Linked DNA regions of Homo sapiens: region 2 is linked to region 1. A link is a loop called in an ENCODE intact Hi-C map of the cell type or tissue named here. Cell type or tissue: Calu3. All regions are shown on one strand. Links, peaks and the distances in the headings refer to the core of each region. The heading gives the core; the rest is flanking DNA.

The links. A loop is a pair of places that touch in the nucleus more often than their neighbours do. Peaks named below come from ENCODE experiments on the same cell type or tissue, not always from the same donor. Only the 100,000 strongest peaks of a DNase experiment are listed, where the experiment ranks them.
Region 2: a loop joins it to region 1, with 6 times the contacts of the local background. A loop is called at or near these places in 6 of 110 quality-filtered maps.

Annotation. Positions count from the first base shown.
Region 1 is chrX:56,244,357-56,252,705 of GRCh38, forward strand. It overlaps KLF8 (KLF transcription factor 8), which reads left to right. Exons shown (of 6, transcript NM_007250.5): 2 at 5,875-5,948. Among named protein-coding and RNA genes, the nearest start is that of KLF8, 16 kb to the left of the region's middle. In Calu3, for the core only: no CTCF peak of the experiment used is centred there; a DNase peak (open chromatin) is centred at 4,315.
Region 2 is chrX:55,801,028-55,809,376 of GRCh38, forward strand. No RefSeq gene overlaps it. Among named protein-coding and RNA genes, the nearest start is that of RRAGB, 87 kb to the left of the region's middle. In Calu3, for the core only: no CTCF peak of the experiment used is centred there; no DNase peak of the experiment used is centred there.

The DNA.
Region 1 (8,349 bases), core at 277-8,276:
TTTAAATTTTTGGTAGAGATGGGGTCTCACTATGTTGCCCAGGCTATTCTCAAACTCCTGAGCTCAAGTTATCCTCCCGCCTTGGCCTCCCAAAGTGCTGGAACTACAAGCATGAGCCACTGTGCCAGGCCCTCTTTCTTCCTTTTTAAAATGAGGAAATAATGGTGCCTACTACTAGGGTTGTAAGGATTAAATGAAGATATCTATAGATAGATAAATAGATATAAACAGAACAGTGTCTGACACAAAGTAAGCACTCAATGAATGTCGGCTGTTATAGTTCTTTTTATCACCATTCCATTATTAATGTCATGCTGCAGAGATATCCTGAAGGCTTTCCCAAAGGCCCATTGCAACACTACTCTTAATTCCTCTGGAAGATGTGCAATAAAATTGTCTGAAAATAAATGTGTACTGTAGTCTTTCTCAAAACCCTTAAGCATTGATTTTTATTTTTAAATAGTTCCAGTACTTCTTATAGGTTAGAGGCCAAAGATGAATGATATCTGCTTAAGATCTTCCTAAGTGATTAGTTGTGTTGTCCTTAAATGTGTTCTTCTTTTAGCAGACAGTTTTTCAGAAAGAAGGTGCTCACCAGATTTGAGGTATTAGAAAATGGTTGGGGAGCACTATAATTTGAGTCAGAGGACTAAAGTTTCAGTTCTGATTCTAGCACTTCTAAACTATGTGATGTCAGGCCTCCAAATTTATTATGTGTGAAATGGAAATTATATGAAAGCTGTGTATTTCCTTACTGTAAAGCTATGTTGATGTATATAAGACATTATTTGAATTGTCCAAATGCTGTATCCTGTCAAAGCACAAGGTCTTTCTTAGGCCCGGGTCAGGGTTTCCAGTGCTCTGCTTTCTTTTTAGTTGTAGGTTCTAATGACTCTGCTTTGCACCCCTTGTCACTTTATCTCTAGGCATTTTTCCCTTTCAGGGTTGGCCAAAGGATGGGATGTTTTCTTCTTAGCCAGCACCTGCTCCAGTTCCTTGGAGGCACTGTTCACTTTTGTAAGACAAGCTGATCATTATAGGAAATGCCACTTTTGTATAATATAAACTTGGGGACATGACAAAAGTTACATAATTTTATCAAACTCCTGTAGTCACAGTACCTGGAATGTGGTTTGTGATGTCCTGCATATATGAGACATTGACCCACTGGCGATGGGACTCAATCTTCTTCCCTATTTCTTCCTCCTCTGTTTCCTTCTATAGGACCCATGCCCTTAGGAGAAGGACCAGAAAGTCCAGCTTGTAGACACAAAGGCTTGAAGAGCCAATCCAAGCAGAATAATGGTTATTACCTCAAGTTGGTAATTTGCATTTCTGGTGTCCTCCTGCCTGAGTGATTCACATCTCAATGGCCCAGGCCATATATACTATAACCCCCTTTTGTATATTTCCTTACCACTTCCCTGACAGCTTTTGTGCAGCTGTCTGGTCTCTCTTAGGCACTTAGAGCAGAAATTCCAACTCTAGAGAAGAGCAAGAGGCTCATAAATCCCTCTTCAAAAAAAAACAGAGCCTTCTTTAAGACCTTCTGTGGGCCTTAATTTTCTTCAGTTTTCAATTTTGCCTGGGTAAATATTTTTTAAAATTAAATTTAAAAAAGGAGGTTATATACCTTCCCAGTATCTTTCCTTATAGTCATTCCTACCAATATTTAGAAGGTTGACCAGGATTACCTAATGGCTATTCCATTTGGCTGTTTTCTGGGTGAGGGCACTAGCCAGAAATGGCTGAGACATTATTAATTGTCAGCTCTCCCTCTTATACTATTTTACTAAAATATTTGTGATATAGGAGGGCCAAGAAGTATTTTTCAGGCTCCTTGATTGTTGCTATTAAAGCTTTTGAAGATGGGCAGTTATAGTTCTGGATATGGCTCTATCTTTCCTCATTTCCCTGATCATTCATTCCTTTATTCACTGGACATTAGTACATAGTGTATAGGAGATGCTCTGCTAAAAGATAGGGATACAAAAAAAGGAACAAGACTAGGTAACTATTGAAGGGCTCACCTGGTGGTGAAGGAAACGGACAGTTCCTCTTTGTGCCAGGTACTGTTGTAAATACTTGAACATATATCAACTTGATACATCCTCATAGTAATTCTGTGACCTGGTACTATAATTATTCCCATTTTACAGATGAGAAAACAGACACAGGAGGCTGGAAAAACTTTGCCCAACTTCTTACTGTTAAGAAGTCACAGAATCAGAATGTGATTCTAGGCACTCACTCCAGAGCCCACATGTTTTACTACACTTTGAGAGCAATGTGGAGTATTGACCAGAAGGGGAAGGAAGTGACTATGAAATGATGAAGGGCTAGATTTAAGAGATATATCTGCAGGAGAATTATTATAGCTGATAACCAACTGGCTGAAGATAGGGAGAGAGGAGTCAAAGGTGGCTGACCCCTAGGTTTTTAGACTGATAGACTGGGTTTATGGTGGTGCTAGAAATTAAGATTAGAAATATAAGAGGTGGAGCAGGTTTGTGAACTCATGGGGTATAAAAGTCCTATTTGATACACAGGACAGATTCTTTGGGCCAGAGTTCAAGATTCTGATAATCAACAATAATAATGGTGGTGATAATAGCTAACTGAGAGTGTTCTATATGCCAGGATTTGTTTTAAGTGTATTTACATGTACAGTTATTCATCCCTTAATGAAGGGGATATGTTCTGCAAAATACATCCTTAGACAATTTTTACATTGTGTGAATATCATAGAATGTACTAACATAAACCTAGATGGTATAATCTACTACAACCTAGGCTATATGGTATAGCTTATTGCTCCTAGGCTACAAACTTCTATAGCATGTTACTGTACTGGACACTGTAGGCAGTTGTAGCATAATGGTGTATATTTGTGTATCTAAACATAGAAAAGGCACAGTTAAAATATGGCATAAAAGATTTTAAAATGGTGTACCTGAACACCACTTAACATGAAGGAAACTTGCAGAACTAGAAGTTGCTCTGAGTAAGTCACTTAGTGAGTAGCGAGTGAATGTTAAGGCCTAGGACATTACTGTACCTTACTTTAGACTTTTTAAACAGTGTACACTAGGCTACACTAAATTTATAAACAATTTTTTCTTATAAATTAACCTTAGCTTACTATAACTTTTTTAGCTTAAAACACAAATCCTGTACAGCTGTACAAAAATATTTTATTTCTTTGTATTCTTATTTTATAAGCTTTTTTCTATTGTTAATTATTTTTTTTTTGCTTTTTACAAGTTTTTGTTAAAAACTAAGACACAAAGACACATCAGCCTAGGCCTATGAGGGTCAGGATCATCAATATCACTGTCTTCTACCTTATATCTTGTCCCACTGGAAGATCTTCAGGGGTAATAACATGCATGGAGCTGCCGTCTGGTATGACAACAATACCTTCTTCTGGGATACCTCCTGAAAGACCTGCCTGAGAATGTTTTATAATTAACTTTTTTTTAGTAAGTAGAAGGAGTACACTCTAAAATGATGATAGAATGTATAGTGTAGTAAATACAGAAAACAATAACATAGTCATTTGTTATCATTGTTAAGTATTACATACTGTATATAATTATATTGACTGACAGCACAGTCGATTTGTTTACACCAGCATCACCACAAATACATGAGTAATGCTTTGCACTGTGACATTACAGCGGGTATGATATCACTAGGTGATAGGAATTTTTTAGCTCTGTTATAATTGTATAGAATCATTGTCGTATCTATGAGAACACTTGGACACAGGAAGGGGAACATCACACACTGGGGCCTGTCATGGGGTGGGGGGAGAGCGGAGGGATAGCATTAGGAGATATACTTAATGTAAATGACGAGTTAATGGGTGCAGCACACCAACATGGCACATGGATACATATGTAACAAACCTGCACGTTGTGCACGTGTACCCTAGAACTTAAAGTATGAAAAAAAAAAGAACAGTGTCGTATCTGTGGGTCATCGTTGACTGAAACGTCATTACATGGCATATGAATGTATTAACATGGAATGTTCACATTAACTCTGTTAAGGCAATACCGTGTTACCCCCTCTTTTGGCAGGTGAAGAAACTGAGGTTCATAGAAGCTAATATAGCCTCTCAGAATCACTCTGCTTCCTCAACTCTGCTGTCTCTTAATCCATAGGAATCGAAGAACAGATTGGAGTTGGCTGTCTTAAGTTGTACTTGCTAGAAATAATGAAGCCTGTTGAAGGTGTTGTGTGAATGCAGAGGGAGAATCGAATCTTCTCCACTCCTACGCATGGTTCTGGCAGCAACAAAGAAAGCTCTCCTGGCGTTTTGGTGCCCCCCTGTGGGCTGTATGAGAGTTACCTGACCTCACATTCTTTTTCCACCATCACACCTCCTTTTCCTGTCTTAGAAATCAGAAAAAGCTTAGCTACCCTCTCTACCACCTCTCACTTCATAGTTAATTACACCTCAGGCATCTTTCATGCATAAATTCTCTAATTTTCTTTCGTTCTTTTCCACCCTTTTCCAATTTCTGTACTTGAGAAAACACATTCCCTCACTCTCCTTTTCTGTCACTGTCATCAAAAACCTTCGAAAATGTGATTAAACACCTACCATGTACCAGGCAATGTTCTAGGGCCTTGGAATACATTAGTGAAAAAAACAAAGATGAAAGTATCTGCCTGCAAGGAGCTCAGATTCTATTGGAAGTCAGTTTTCTTAATTCTGGCTTCTACTATTCTTATTACTTACTACAGTTCCTCCATTAACCTGTTAAAAGAGAAACTTTAGACAAATTACACTTAACAGTTTAATCGAGCAAAGAATGATTCATGAATCAGGCAGCCCCCAGAAGAAATAATAGATTCAGAGCAACTCTGGGGCTGCCATGTAGTCAGATAATATTTATGGACAGAAAATGGAAGTGAGGTACAGAAACAGCTGGATTGGTTATATCTCAGTATTTGCCTTATTCAAACACTTTGAGTTGTTGACTGCCTGTAATTGGCTGAAACTCTGTGATTGGCGCAACAGTAGATTACACTGTCTACACATCCAGTTAGGTTATGGTTCATTATGGATGGGGAAACCTTTAGGCTGAACTTGAAATATGTAAGGAGGAAGCTTTAAGCTAACCTTAATTTAACAAACCCCACCCCCAAGTTCCATGGAAGCCTTAGGGTTCTGCAGAGGATAGTCTGAAATCTTTTAATCATAGATGGACAAGTTGTGGCTTAGGAAAAAAAAGGCCTTGCCAAAGATTATGGGATGTGAGTGCTGCACATCTAACTCCCAGAAAATCTGGTTGAGGAAGAAAGCTAGTAGGTGCTTCTAGTATGAATGACTGATGGTTTAAGGCAGCTGAATTAAGACACTAATTCCTTTTTTTAAGAGGAAAAACTAAAGAAGAAAGAGAAAACTGTTTTTATTACCCCACCTGGCTTGCAGATTTAAGAGACGTAGACAGATAAAATACGTCTCTAGAGAGATTTGGCCTTGATGTGTAAATAAGTTCACTCGGGTAAATATATATATAGGAGCTTGGAACTCCTTCAAGCAAGAACTAGACCAGGAAGGTAGAATACTGAAAACTGTAGCTATACTGATGTTCCTCTGAAGGCAGAGCATGTTGGAGAAATAGGAAGAAACAGATTACCTGCATGCAGTTTGGTGGAGGGGAGCAGCTAATATTATTGGGGAAAAGTTAGGTCCATCTTGATGAGTAAAATAAATCAGAAGGTTTCAATGACTTATCAGTATCTGGTAAGCACTGAAAGATAAAGGTCATAGAACACACATAACATTAATGGCATATTTATGCATATAGTGGGTTAGATTTTATTCTGAAAGTTGTCTTTTCCTTTTCTCTTTTCCAGATATGGATAAACTCATAAACAACTTGGAGGTCCAACTTAATTCAGAAGGTGGCTCAATGCAGGTATTCAAGCAGGTCAGTTATCAGGAAAATAGGGTGCTAATATTGGGCCATAATAGTATTGAATACCTGGTAGTGATTACAGAATTTAAACTCATTTTTCTTTCTATAACATGTTTGGGGATTGAGAAGAGGTGAAGGAAGACATATTTCTAGAAAGTATATGAATGCCTTGGTTTCATAGTCAGCTGGGGAGTAGATCTGGCCTAAAAGAAACATAGCCTCTGGAATCAAGGCTATAAAGACAAGAGTAGACCTTTAGTAGACAATAGCAACTATTTATATAGCACTATTTCATATTTCAGATAGGATGAAGATTAAATGCATTGTCTTATTTAATCTTCACCATAATCCTGTTGAACAGTGTATTAATTAGTATTCTCCAGAGAAACAGAACCAACAGGATATGTGTGTATGGTGTATGTGTGTGTGTATGCATATATGTACATGGAGAGAGAGAGAGAGAGAGATTTCAAGAAATTGGCTCATTAGATTGTGGAGGCATGGCAAGTCCAAAACCCCATCAGGGGTAGGCCGGCAGGCTGGAGATTCAGAAGGAGTTACAGTTTGAGTCCAAAAGCAGATTGTGAGAAGAATTCTTTCTTGCTCTATGGAGGACAGTCTTTGTTTTAAAAACTAAGGTCTTCAACTGATTGGTTGAGGACCACTCACATTATAGAGAGTAATGTGCCCTATTTAAAGTACAATGTTTTAAATGTTGGTCTCATCCAAAAAAATACCTTCACAGAAACATCTAGAATAATGTTTGACCAAATATCTGGGCACTGTAGCCCAGCCAAGTTGTCACATAAAATTAACCATCATTATTCTTAGTTTCCCCATTTGATGGAAAATAAAACTGGCCTTGAACACTCCAAGAATTAGGATTCGAAACAGGTTATCTGGATTTTATGTCCCAGGGCTCTGTGCTAGATGTTGAAGTCCCGTCTTTCTTGGGGTTGCAAATTCACTGCATGAGTGAAACTCAAATACAGTCAAAATTAACCTTGAAAATCCTTAAATCACCTATAGACTTGAGTATACAGTGTTGTATATACAATACTTGTCTGTTTCTTTATTTAATTCATCAGATAAAGTTGGTTACATTTAGGAATCTTTTTGTTATAATTTCAACTTTTATTTTATTTTTTGAATTTTTATATATTTATTTATTTATTTATTTATTTATTTGAGACGGAGTCTCGCTTTGTCACCCAGGATGGAGTGCAGTGGCACAATCTTGGCTCACTGCATCCTCTGCCTTCCAGGTTCAAGCTATTCTTCTGCCTCAGCCTCCTGAGTAGCTGGGACTACAGGCACGCACCACCATGCCCGGCTAATTTTTGTATTTTTAGTAGGGACAGGGTTTCACCATATTGGCTAGGCTGGTCTCGAACTCCTGACCTCATGATCCGCCCACCTCGGCCTCCCAAAGTGCTGGGTTTATAGGTGTGAGCCACCGTACCTGGCCTTATTTTTAATTTTTGTAGGTACATAGTAGGCGTATATATTTATGGGATACATTGAGATGTTTTCATACAGGCATGCAATGTGAAATAATCACATTATGGAGAATGGGGTATCCATCCCTGCAGCATTTATCCTTTGTGTTACAAACAATGCAATTACACTCTTTTAGATATTTTTTAAGTGTACAATTAAGTTATTATTGACTCTAGTCACCCTATCATGCTATCAAATAGTAGGTCTTATTTGTTATTTCCAACTTTTTTTTGTTTTTGAGATGGAGTCTCTCTCTGTTGCCCAGGCTGGAGTACAGTGGTGGCTTCTCAGCTCACTGCAACCTCCGCCTCCCAGATTCAAGCAATTATCTTGCCTCAGCCTCCTGAGTAGCTAGGACTACAGGCACATGCCACCACGCCCAGCTAATTGTTTGTATTTTTAGTAGAGACAGGGTTTCACCATGTTGGCCAGGCTGGTCTCAAAATCCTGACCTCAGGTGATCTGCCCATGTCGGCCTCCCAAAGTGCTGGGGATTACAGGAGAGAGCCACTGCACCCAGACAATTTCTAACTATTTTTTCGTACACATTCACCATGACCACCTCCTCCTCAACACCCCACTGCCCTTCCCAGCCTCTGGTAACCATCCTTCTACTCTCTATGTCCATGAGTTCAATGGTTTCGATTTTTAGATCCCACAAATAAATAAGAACATGTGATATTTGTCTTTCTATACCTGACTTATTTCACTGAACATAATAATCTCCAGTTCCACCCATGTTATTGCAAATGACAGGATCTCATTCTTTTTATGGCTGAATAGTACTCCATTGTGTATCTGTAACACATTTTCTTTATCCATTCATCTGTTGATGAATACTTAGGTTGCTTCCAAATCTTAGCTATTGTGAATAGTGCTGCAACAAACATGGAAGTGCAGATATCTCTTTGAT
Region 2 (8,349 bases), core at 64-8,063, 440 kb before region 1:
GCTACTCGGAGGCTGAGGCAGGAGAATTGCTTGAAGCCAGGAGGCGGAGGTTGCAGTGAGCCGAGATCGTGCCATTGCACTCCAGCTTGTACAAGAGCAAAACTCCGTCTCAAAAAAAAAAAAAAAAAAAATTAAACAAAAAAATAGACTACATTAAACTAGAAAATATCAGTATACACCACATGAAGCAAGGCATATCATTTCTGTGAAACTTTTGCTGTGTGTGTGTATGTCTGTGTGTGTTTGGTTTTGATGTGAAATGTTGTTCTTACATGTATTACATTCAGTTTGAAAGCCTCTGTTGTAGTTACAGGATAAGTAATCTGAAAATGTGGTGGAAAGGGAATTTGTAAATAAAGAAGAGTTGGGAGAGACATTGCAGACAGAATGGACATGCCTTGGTGACTAACTGGATTGTAGGGAGGGATCATTAAGGTGAAAAAAGGAGGAACTGAACATCATCATGAGCTTCCACTGGGTAATATGATGATAATTATTCTTTTTACAAAAATGGGACTATATGGTTGCATTCCACTCAGATGGCTCTCAGAATTGCAGCTGACAGTGAATAACATTGACTTATATGATTCATTTACCTCCTGCCTAGTCTCTTTGTCTCTAGGCTCTCCCTCTTTTATTTCTTTCTTATGACTGATTAGGTGGATTTAATTTTCTGAAAGCACAGTACTCAACAGTTTCAGCTCTGCTCTAAAACTCTACATGATTGTCTACTGTCTGAATTATTTGGGATCATGGCCTTCATTACCTATTTCAATTTAGTAGAATATCTTTAGTGTAATAAGTGGGGTCTAAAATGTTATACTGAATTCAATGCAAGATCAGAGCCTTGAATTTAGTGGCTCTTCAGGTAGGGAGTTTACAGACAATTTTACTTTTAAGAAAATCTGCTTGTTCCAATTGCTCACTATTCCTTAAAACCACTAGATTTGTCAGGCGATGGCAGCAAAGAGCTGGTTACCTGAGAAACAGTCTGGGTCCTCAAGTGCCTGACTACTGACTGTTTAACTTTTATAAGCATAATTATCTCATGTAAACTTCATAAGTATTCTGAGGTAGATACTATTCTTCTCTCAATTTTACAAGTGAAGAATTGGAACAAATAGAATTCAGGTACTTTCTCAGGTCACAAACCTAGTTATGGTGGAGCCAGAATTTGAAGTGTCTCAATCAGAATCATGGTTCCTTCTACTGCATAAACCAATCTTCTCTGGATGCGATAACATACAGCTGTGTAGCCTCAGGCAAATTCATTTTAACTTCTCAGAATCTGTATCATTATTTGCAATGTTGGGTTAATACCTTAAAGGTGTGAGAATTAAATAAAATTATAGGTATAAACCTCTTAGCACATGCTAAGTGTTAAATCTTATTCCTCTTTTATTTCCTCAAGGAAGAAAAGATAAACAATAAATTAGTTGGTCAACATAGTCATATGCTGTAGAAAGATTGAGTCAGCGTCAGCTATGACCTAGGAATAATCTAACATGGTTTGGATCTATGTCCCTTCCCAAATGTTGTGTCAAATTTTAATCAATCCCCAATGTTGGAGGTGGGGTCTGGTGGAAGGTGTTGGATAGTGGGGGCGGTTTCTCATGATTGGTTTAACACCATCCCCTTGGTACTGTTGTGATAGTGAGTTCTCACAAGATCTGGTTGTTTAAAAATGTGTGGCACATCCCCGCTCTCTTTATTCCTCCTGCTCCTGCCATGTAAGACACCTGCTTCTGCTTTGCCTCCTTCCATGAGTAAAAGCTCCCTGAGGCCTCTTCAGAAGCAGATGCCACAGTGATTCCTGTACAGCCTGCAAAATCATGAGCCAATTAAACCTCTTTTCTTTATAAATTACCCAGTCTCATGTATTTCTTTATAGCTGTGTGAGAATGTAATAACACATAGACTCAGTTTGTATGCTGGCAATTCTTTATTTTAATTTGACAATTAAGTTGCTTTGGAGCGGAGGAGGCAGAAGCCACATCCACTGGACATGAAGAGTGGACAGTGATAAAGGAAAGAAGTGATGCAGGGAAGAAAAACAATAAGATGGCAGAAATGTCCAGGCAAGTATTTCTTTTCATAACTCCTTTAAAAATTCATACTTGGCCTGGTCTTATCCCAAAATAAATTTCTTAGAATGTCTGACCAACAGTTTCTGAGTGAAAGATTGCCTAGTATATATTTTGAATACCACATATATGCTCTTTTTGAGACTGGAAAGACTGAGCTCAGTATAGAAGAGAAAGCAGACAAATATTCATCACATTAAAACAGGAAACTGAATTTCTTTCAAATGGCTCAGTTGGAAACAACTAAATTTTAATAGCTCCCTTCATTGTAGCTCCAGAGTAACAATTATAATTTCCAACATTTATTGATTACTTACCATATATTAGGCACACTTCTAAGCATTCATATATTTAACTCTAATCCTCAAAACTTCCATTAATTAGGTTTTATTATGGATGATAAAACTGAGGCACAGAGAGGTTAGGTTATTTGCCCACAAGTCACATGGTTAGTGAGTGACAGAACTGAGACTTAAGTCCAAGGCAGTTTATTGTGTCCCACTATCCTCTACTGCTGTACTGCTAGAGTAACAGAAAAGATCTTAGAGAAGGAGATGACTGCACCCTGTATGCACCCTGTATAGCCCGGGAATGTCAGATTAAAGTGAACAGATCTGGACAGACACGTTATTTCTAGATGAGGTTAAAGCTAAATCTGCCTCACAGTATTGAGGCTGATTTAGCTCAAGTTGTTTTCAATTTCCTTTCATATGTTCAACAAGCCTATACTGAAGATAGTCTGCTTGCAAAAAAGGTCTCACTAGGCTGGAAACTCCTTGAGGGCATAAACATGTCTGTTTTTCCTCCCTCACTGACTCCGCACAACATAGTACAGTGCCTGACATGTCACAGAATCCATGATGAATCAGTGAAAAAAGGCTTCTGCTCTAGATGGTCTCTGTGCTAGAGAGAGAGAGAAAGAGAGAGAGGAGACAGAGAGGGGAGAAAGAGAGGAGAGAGAGAGAGAGAGAAATGCTGCATGAACTGAGATTGAGAATAAATCTAGCTTTAGTTAATAGCTTTTAGATTTCTGTGTAGTCACATTTTTTTACATTCTCAGTTGGAGCGGGTAGGTTACAGTGCTTGAGCCTGCAGCTTGATGATTTTCTGAGCCAGATTTCTAAGGTAACTCCTGAAACTTTCAGCAAGACAAAAGCATTTTGTAGCTGGGGGCATTTGAGGATAACATCAGTTCATTTCATGTTGAGGCAAGACACATAATCTGAGGCAGGACACATTGTCTTACTCTGAGACTGTTCTCTGGTAAGGAAAAGATGGCCAAAGTTATGCATGCTTCATACTTTTCCACTCCAGACACTTTCTCTGCCTCTAGCCATGCTTTCTTAGGCAGAGCCCTTGGGGACTAGAGTCTGAAACCCCCAAAGGAAGAAAGTTGGTCTTTCTTCTGCTACATACTTAATGGAGTAGGTGGGGTACAACTTTCAGTGGCCCAGATTGGCAAGAGCTACATATATGTCTGAACATGGAAAACACAGTGATTTTTCTCTAAAGTAACCTGGTGTAGAAGTAAAAAGATTGGCATTAAAGTCAAACAGACCAACTTTACACTTTCTAGATGCATTATTTTGAATAAGTCTCTTAACCTCTCTGAGCCTCAATTTCCTCATCAATAAAATGGTAACACCACCACCATACCAGCTTCACAAGGCTGTGAGGAGAAAGAGATGAAATAATGTATCTAAAGCTCCCTAACAATGCTTGGCACATATTTGGTACTCAATCATAGTAGATATTAATACTATTAATAAAAGTTGATCCAGTTGTAGATCCACAGTGAGATGAATCTGGAACACCTGGCTCAGAGAGATGCTAAGGAGAAGATTGCTTAATTAACTCCCCAGAAACTGAAACTCTGGACCACCAAAATGTCATCAGGCATTGGAGTCTCTACAAATCCCTGGCCACAGTGAACCTGGGAAGGGTCAACAGAAAGCTCCATGGTCATGCCTTCCTAAGGATTCATTTAAGCAGAGATACTCATTGTGGTACTGAGGGAACTTAGCGCTGAGATGTCCCTGGCTGTCTGCGGCTTTCCTTGGAGAACTGGCTCTGTGTGATAGCCCTAGTGGTAATAGCTTCTTTGCCTGATCTGGATCCATCCCTATCCAGTCTCTGCCATACCTGGCTCCTGGCTGGCTTATCTGCCACCCGATCTGAAACCTAGTTCTGTATCCACCCTTATTAGCCATTCTGGTCCCAATGTCATTCAAGATTTCAACTTCATTCAGTATCCTGCCAGAGTAATAATGATAATAACTGCTATTTGGAGAGCACCCACTATGCATGAGGCATTTTATTTACATTATCTCATTTCATCCTCATAGTAACTTACTTAACACACCCCTGCTGAAAACTCTCAGATGATCCTTACCTTTCAAATATAAATGCTGAAATGTTTATGTATGAAAGGATAGCAAGTGCGGAATTTGCTTCCAAATTTGGATCTGTAGGCAGTTAGGTGGGTGTATAGATGAAACAAGAGAGACCGTGACTTAATAAGTATTAAAAATGACAAGTACAAGGGAGTTCATTATATGATTCTACTTTTGTGTTTATATTTGAAACTTTCTATTATAAAAATGTTTTAACAATTAACAGAAAAGCAAAGCAGAGACACATGCGTGCATGCACACACACAATCCCCAAACAAACAAAAATCCTCTCAGATGACCTCTCATCACACTTAGAACACATTCATAATTTTTTATAAGACATAAAAGGACCAACATGACCTATTATTTTTATCTCACCTACTACTCCCTCCCAGGCCTACTGAATTCTATCCACAATGTTCTCCTTGCTGTTCTTTAAATGCTCTTGCTCTGCATCAGGGCTTTGGACTTGATGTTCCCTCTACATGGATCACTCGTTTCTCAAATATTCACATGCCTTGCTCTTTCTTTTTATTTTTTATTTTTAAGAAGGTTACTATAATTCATACTTTTTTTTTTTTTTACTAAACTTTAAGTTTCAGGGTACATGTGTACAATGTACAGGTTTGTTACATGTGCCATGTTGGTGTGCTGCACCCATTAACTTGTCATTTAACATTAGATATATCTTCTAATGCTATCCCTCACCATTCCCCCCACCCCACAACAGGCCCCAGGGTGTGATGTTCCCCTTCCTGTGTCCACGTGTTCTCATTGTTCGACTCCCACCTATGAGTGAGAACATGTGGTGTTTGGTTTTTTGTTCTTGAGATAGTTTGCTGAGAATGATGGTTTCCAGCTTCATCCATGTCCCTACAAAGGACATGAACCCATCCTTTTTTATGGCTGCATAGTATTTCATGGTGCATGAAATCCAGTCTACCATTGTTGGACATTTGGGTTGGTTCCAAGTCTTTGCTATTGTGGATAGTGCCGCAATAAACATACTTGGGCATGTGTCTTTATAGCAGCATGATTCATAATTCTTTGAGTATACACTCAGTAATGGGATGGCTGGGTAAAATGGTATTTCTAGTTCTAGATCCCTGAGGAATCGCCACACTGACTTCCACAATGGTGGAACTAGTTTCCAGTCCCACCAACAGTGTAAAAGTGTTCCTATTTCTCCACATCCTCTCCAGCACCTGTTGTTTCCTGACTTTTTAATGATTGCCATTCTAACTGGTATGAGATGGTATCTCATTGTGGTTTTGATTTGCATTTCTCTGATGGCCAGTGATGATGAGCATTTTTTCATGTGTTTTTTGGCTGCATAAATGTCTTCTTTTGAGAAGTGTCTGTTCATGTCCTTCACCCACTTTTTGATGGGGTTGTTTGTTTTTTTCTTGTAAATTTGTTTGAGTTCATTGTAGATTCTGGATATTAGCCCTTTGTCAGATGAGTAGATTGCAAAAATTTTCTCCCATTCTGTAGGTTGCCTGTTCACTCTGATGGTAGTTTCTTTTGCTGTGCAGAAGCTCTTTAGTTTAATTAGATCCCATTTGTCAATTTTGTCTTTTGTTGCCATTGCTTTTGGTGTTTTAGACATGAAGTCCTTGCCCATGCCTATGTCCTGAATGGTATTGCCTAGGTTTTCTTCTAGGGTTTTTATGGTTTTAGGTCTAACATTTAAGTCTTTAATCCATCTTGAATTAATTTTTGTATAAGGTGTAAAGAAGGGATCCAGTTTCAGCTTTCTACATATGGCTAGCCAGTTTTCCCAGCACCATTTATTGCATAGTGAATCCTTTCCCCATTGCTTGTTTTTGTCACGTTTGTCAAAGATCAGATAGTTGTACATATGCGGCCTTATTTCTGAGGGCTCTGCTCTGTTCCATTTGTCTATATCTCTGTTTTGGTACCAGTACCATGCTGTTTTGGTTACTGTAGGCTTGTAGTATAGTTTGAAGTCAGGTAGCGTGATGCCTCCAGCTTTGTTCTTTTGGCTTAGGATAGACTTGGCAATGTGGGCTCTTTATTGGTTCCATATGAACTTTAAAGTAGTTTTTTCCAATTCTGTGAAGAAAGTCATTGGTAGCTTGATGGGGATGGCATTGAATCTATAAATTACCTTGGGCAGTATGGCCATTTTCACCATATTGATCCTTCCTACCCATGAGCATGGAATGTTCTTCCCTTTGTTTGTATCCTCTTTTATTTCATTGAGCAGTGGTTTGTAGTTCTCCTTGAAGAGGTCTTTCACATCCCTTGTAAGTTGGATTCCTAGGTATTTTATTCTCTTTGAAGCAATTGTGAATGGGAGTTCACTCATGATTTGGCTCCCTGTTTGTCTGTTATTGGTGTATAAGAATGCTTGTGATTTTTGCACATTGATTTTGTATCCTGAGACTTTGCTGAAGTTGCTTATCAGCTTAAGGACATTTTGGGATGAGACAATGGAGTTTTCTAGATATACAATCATGTCATCTGCAAAGAGGGACAATTTGACTTCCTCTTTTCCTAATTCAATGCCCTTTATTTCTTTCTCCTGCCTGATTGCCCTGGCCAGAACTTCCAACCCTACGTTGAATAGGAGTGGTGAGAGAGGGCATCCCTGTCTTGTTCCAGTTTTCAAAGGGAATGCTTCCAGTTTTTGCCCATTCAATGTGATATTAGCTGTGGGTTTGTCATAGATAGCTCTTATTATTTTGAGATACATCTGATCAATACCGAAATTATTGAGAGTTTTTAGCATGAAGCGTTGTTGAATTTTGTTGAAGGCCTTTTCTGCATCTATTGAGATAATCATGTGGTTTTTGTCATTGATTCTGTTTATATGCTGGATTATGTTTATTGATTTGCATATGTTGAACCAGGCTTGCATCCCAGGGATGAAGCCCACTTGATCATTGTAGATAAGCTTTTTGATGTGCTGCTGGATTCAGTTTGCCAGTATTTTATTGAGGATTTTTGCATCGATGTTCATCAGGGATATTGGTCTAAAATTCTCTTTTTTTGTTGTGTCTCTGCCAGGCTTGGTATCAGGATGATGCTGGCCTCATAAAATGAGTTACGGAGGATTCCCTCTTTTTCTATTGGTTGGAATAGTTTCAGAAGGACTGGTACCAGCTCCTCCTTGTACCTCTGGTAGAATTCAGCTGTGAATCCATCTGGTCCTGAACTTTTTTTTGTTGCTAAACTATTAATTATTTCCTCAATTTCAGAGCCTGTTATTGGTCTATTCAGAGATTCAACTTCTTCCTGGTTTAGTCTTGGGAGGCTGTATGTGTCGAGGAATTTATCCATTTCCTCTAGATTTTCTAGCTTATTTGCATACAAGTGTTTATAGTATTCTCTGATGGTAGTTTGTATTTCTGTGGGATCAGTGGTGATATCCCCTGTATCATTTTTTATTGCATCTATTTGATTCTTCTCTCTTTTCTTCTTTATTAGTCTTGCTAGTGGTCTATGAGTTTTGTTGATCTTTTCACAAAACCAGCTCCTGGATTCACTGATTTTTTTAAGGGTTTTTTGTGTCTCTATTTCCTTCAGTTCTGCTCTGATCTTAGTTATTTCTTGCCTTCTGCTAGCTTTTGAATGTGTTTGCTCTTGCTTCTCCAGTTCTTTTAATTGTGATGTTAGGGTGTCAATTTTAGATCTTTCCTGCTTTCTTTTGTGGGCATTTAGTGCTACAAATTTCCCTCTACACACTGCTTTGAATGTGTCCCAGAGATTGTGGTATGTTGTGTCTTTGTTCTCGTTGGTTTCAAAGAACATCTGTATCTCTGCCTTCATTTCGTTATGTACCCAGTAGTCACTCAGGAGCAGGTTGTTCAGTTTCCATGTAGTTGAGTGGTTTCTAGTGAGTTTCT